Linked DNA regions of Homo sapiens: region 2 is linked to region 1. A link is an interaction called in ENCODE POLR2A ChIA-PET data of the cell type or tissue named here. Cell type or tissue: CD4-positive, alpha-beta T cell. All regions are shown on one strand.

What was found. ChIA-PET counts read pairs that join two places held together with the same protein. Peaks named below come from ENCODE experiments on the same cell type or tissue, not always from the same donor. Only the 100,000 strongest peaks of a DNase experiment are listed, where the experiment ranks them.
Region 2: POLR2A ChIA-PET joins it to region 1 with 5 read pairs; 3 of 35 experiments call an interaction of 5 or more read pairs at or near these places.

What each region holds. Positions count from the first base shown.
Region 1 is chr7:77,353,185-77,355,684 of GRCh38, reverse strand. It overlaps GSAP (gamma-secretase activating protein), which reads left to right. Exons shown (of 31, transcript NM_017439.4): 15 at 38-130; 16 at 255-472; 17 at 2,044-2,113. Among named protein-coding and RNA genes, the nearest start is that of GSAP, 62 kb to the left of the region's middle. In CD4-positive, alpha-beta T cell, no CTCF peak of the experiment used is centred here; a DNase peak (open chromatin) is centred at 964.
Region 2 is chr7:77,501,797-77,504,296 of GRCh38, reverse strand. No RefSeq gene overlaps it. Among named protein-coding and RNA genes, the nearest start is that of PTPN12, 34 kb to the left of the region's middle. In CD4-positive, alpha-beta T cell, no CTCF peak of the experiment used is centred here; no DNase peak of the experiment used is centred here.

The DNA of each region.
Region 1 (2,500 bases):
ACCACATGTAGATGATGTAAATCTTTCTCTTCTATAGACTATTATGTGGCTGTTTACTTACCTGGTCATTTCTTCCACCTACTTAATGTTCAACATCCAGACCTGATCTGCCACAATCTCTTTCTGACAGGTACGGCTATAGTTTTTCTCTTGTAGAGGTGGCCCATTTGAGTTTGTTTTGACTTTAATATCTATGTTTGGGTGAAAGGAGTTTCTTCTATTTGCTGATCTACTGTTTTTTTTTTTTTTGCCAGGAAATAATGAAATGATTGATATGCTACCTCATTGCCCTTTACAGTCATTGTCAGGGTCCCTGGTATTGGATTGTTGTTCTGGAAAGCTCTATAGAGCACTGCTCAGCCAGTCGTCTTTATTACAGCTTCTGCAGAACACTTGCTTAGACTGTGAGAAGATGGCTGCGTTGCACTGCGCGCTCTACTGCGGTCAAGGTGCGCAGTTCCTGGAAGCCCAGGTGAGAAGATAGCTCATGTTTTAAAATGGGCAGATAGACGACACTGAACATATTTATTTTGTGGTTGAAAATGGTCAGGAGTTATTTTTATTTAGTAACAATTAATTGAGGTGTGTGGCCTTGCTGCTGACATCGTCATCTTTTGCGCTGCTTTTTTATGGATCCCTACCAGGTCTCACACTCAGGGTGTTTCTGTTCTTTTGGGTACCCCCTTTTCCATATTGGGAATAAAAGTTTAGCTATGTCAGTAATATTTCAATGAAGAGCTCAGTAAATAATGCGTTTCTTAAATATCTACTTTTTCTCCTGGTCTGTATTTGATCTATAATTATCAAAAGGACTAAAATCTGGTGGCAGATATTTATTACATTTGTAATAAAAATAGCTTACATTTGTATTTCACATTAGAGTTTATTAAGTACTTCCACGTGCATTCTGTGTTATTTTACAGCTATCCTGTGAAGTCAGAAAAATCTCTTTATCAGATGTGGTTAAGATCAAAGAGTGGCTGGTTAACTACAAAAAAAAAAAAAAAGACATTAGACGTTTTATTTTAACCTGAAACATAACAATGTACATTATTCACCCATGTTTTGACTCAAGCCTTTCTTTGTGCATCTGCTAATTGAAGTTCAACATCATTTTTCATGCATAAAAGCACTAGTAATGAGTTACCTCTAACTTCCTGTTACTTTTTAAAAATTTTTATTTCTAAGGATATAGTAATTTAAAGACCCTTACAAAGCAAGCTGTGTATACCAGGCATTTTTTACCCAATCTTTTTTAGTTGTTTCCCCTAAACCTAATTTTCTAGTGTTTTAGAGACATGCCTTTGACTCTTTACAAAGCATTCAACTTTTACTGACCCAATGACACTCTCTGCATCCACATTTTACTTGTCGATAGTAATATCGTATTACCTAATTTTGAAAATAAGTACAATAACATAAATCGGTTTTGAATTAAACAGCTTACTGGTAGGAGCAGAAGTGCAAGTGTGCACCATGGTTAGGCGTGCCTTATAATATCTGTCAGTGCTGAGATGGAAAACATTCCTCTAGCAGGTGAGGATGATTATGGAGATGAGCGAGTTGATGGTATAGCAGGGATTATCCCTCCCTCAGGAGGCAGTACAGTGATGCTCACAAAGGTTAACTGGTGTGTCCGTATTCACACCCAGGACCCAGCTGGAATTCACACCCAGCTCTGCTGCCCTCAAGCCTAGTGGTTTTGTTTTTCTTTTTTTCCTGTATCCCACGGCTCTTTCCACTGGTGCTTTGCTATAACATGACCTATTCTTGCACAAACGTTAGGTTGAGGAACGTTTATTTGGTTTCCAGCCAAGGAGATTTATTAAAAAGATGTATAAAAAGGATCTCACTTATAAAATACCGTTTTACCTACCCAGAATTGCATTATGTATCTTGAAGATAGTATAGAAGTGAGTATATTCTTAGGCAATTCTAAAATAGGTATAGAATGCAAAAGATTCATGTATATTTGTACTTCTTTGGTAGTGGAGGCAGAGAGCAGATTTAAATACCAACAGAGTTCTGTCTGACTTTTTAAAGATTATTCAGTGGATTTCTGAGAATGTCTCTGCCTGCCATTCATTTGACCTCATTCAGGAATTTATAATTGGTAAGTGTTGCTGATGTTGCAGCTTAAGTTGAATACTTGACCTTTTTGCTTGAGGGAAAGCAGTAAATTGATAGTGAATGCCTCAACCTGTCCAAATGCTACTTTGGAGCACATTAAAAAAAAAAAACAAAACTCTATCGGAGTCAGCAGCTAATTAAATTTCATTCTCTTGTGGTTTTCTAAGAAACTATGGCTGTACAGAGATTGATGAGATACAAGATAGGATCTTGATTCTATAACCTTATTAGTGATTTTTTTTTCCAGTAAGATGTAACTTTCTTAGCCCAGTTTTGTGTTGGCTGGTTTCGTATGAAATGATATAATGTCATTTGGGTAGATATGGTACTAAGTTATTCTTCTCATTGTAAAAAGCAGAACCTGAACATT
Region 2 (2,500 bases), 150 kb before region 1:
AAAATAAGACAGGAGTGGTGAAGAAGTAGAAAGAGAACAATGTTCTCTTGTATGTTGGTCTGCCACTAAATGCAATGTTAGATGACTGATTTCTATAGTTAATGAATGGTAATAGTAGCTAACATTTTTGATCCTTTATATGCATTATTTCATTTGAATTAATACATATAACAACTCTATAAATTAATTATCATTCATTCTGATTTACAGATATCCAAGGTCACATAGCATGCAAGTGGCAGAGTTGACATTTAGACACAGGCATTTAAATTTTAGAATTTGAACTGTTAATCATAAAGCCTATGATACCTTCGATTTACAACATATACTAAATAATATACCAGTATATTATTTGTAAGTGAAGAGTCGAGTAAATACTGTGTTTAAGGACAAAAAAAAAAAGAGAGAAAGAAATCAGCTGTTTTGAGCAAACATATGTCAAACACTGTACTGGGTGCTTTCCTTATATTATCTCATTTATTTATTTATTATTTGAGGCAGAGTCTCGCTCTGTTGCCCAGGCTGGAGTGAAATGATGGGATCTCAGCTCTCTGTAGCCTCTGCCTCCCAGGTTCAAGCGATTCTCCTGCCTCAGCCTCCCAAGCAGCTAGGACTACAGGTGCATGCCACTGCGCCTGGCTAATTTTTGTATTTTTAGTAGAGACAGGGTTTCACCATGTTGGCCAGGCTGGTCTCCAACTCCCAACCTCAGGTGAACTGCCCACCTCAGCCTCCCAAATTGCTGAGGTTACAGGGGTGAGCCACTGCACCTAGCCTTATAATTTAATTTAATTTAATTTTCAAATCACCTGTTACAAATCACCTCCTACAAAATAGGTACAATGTTTCAGTCCCATTTTATAGATATGGCAACTAAAATTCAAAGAGCTTAGATAACTTACATGAGGTAGCTTCAGGTCTGTCTGACAGTAACATTGATGCTGTTAATCACCGTGAAGTGCTGCCTACATATTCACAGTTGTGTTTCAACACTGAACAAGGTATTTGCAATTTTTGGTAACATTTCTAGGTTAAGTCAACTTTTAGCTTTCTACATTTTTTAATTTTATTCAAAACATTTACAGGTTTATCATATTGCCTACAAATGTCACTTAGAGAATGGAGAATCATTTTAATATTAAAACATAATAAAAATTATTATATTTGCTCAGAAATCATCTGATACTTTAAGATATGCTAAAGCTAACTATAAATGACTTTTAAATTATGCTATTCTGGATAATTCACAACAGTATTCCCTTCTGTTAATGGAAATGTAAAATTAATAGCATCTTTTAAATCCAGAGTTTATGTAAAGTGCAGTCACAAATCACAATTAATAACCATGCCCCTCTAACTAATGTTTTCCTCATTTGAGTTTTGGATGTCACAAAATACCAGAATTATAGAATCTGAAAGCTGGGCAAAAGTTCTTAAAATTACGTAGTCTAACATCATTTTACAGATGAGGAAACTGAGGCTTCAAGAGGTTAAAATAATTTGCCCAAAGTGATGAAACAGGTAGTGCCAAGGAGTGGCTGGAGGAGGCCTTCCTACTGTCAGCCCTCACCCAGCCATATTAAACATAATACCGTCTAAATAAGTAAACACACTATCTAAATAGAAATGAGCTTGCTATGTAATAAAACTTGAAGACCCTAAAATCTATTGGAATCCCCCCCCCCAAATCACTTCAGATTTACTTAGATAAAAACAGTGTGCTTGTGTGCAATCACAGATCATATCGCGGTTTTTTTTTTTTTTTTTTTTTTTTTAGACGAAGTCTTGCTGTCGCCCAGGCTGGAGCGCAGTGGGGCGATCTCAGCTCACTGCAACCTCCGCCTCCTGGGTTCAAGCAATTCTCCTGTCTCAGCCTCCTGAGTAGCTGGGACTACAGTTGCACACCACCACACCCAGCTCAGTCATGCCAGTGGTCATTCGCTTTCTACATATATTTTCAATGAACGAAATAAAGTAAAATACACTCATTATAAATAGTTTTTTAAAGAATGTAAAGGCTGAGCATGGTGTCTAATGCCTGTAATCCCAACACTTTGGGAAGTTGAGGAAGGAGCCCAGGAATTCGAAACCAACCCGGGCAAAATAGGGAAACCCTGCTTCTACAAAAAAAAAAAAATTTTTTTAAAGTAGCCAGGCATGGTGGTGCACACCTGCAGTCCCAGCTACTTGAGAGGCTGAGGTGGGAGGATCACTTGAGCCTGGGAGGTAGAGGCTGCACAAGCTGTGTTTGGGCTACTGCACTCCAGCCTGGGTGACAGAGCGAGACTCTGTCTCAAAAATAAATAAATAAAATTAAAAAAACGTAAAATACATAAAGAGTGAAAATCTCTCTTAACCTCCCATTCAATTCTGCTTTAATATGATTTTTCCAGATACTTTTTAATCTGTTTTTAAAACATTTATAAATGTTATATATCTCTCTGTACATATATATGTATGTGTATATATCTATACATGCACACATATGTATGTATGTGTC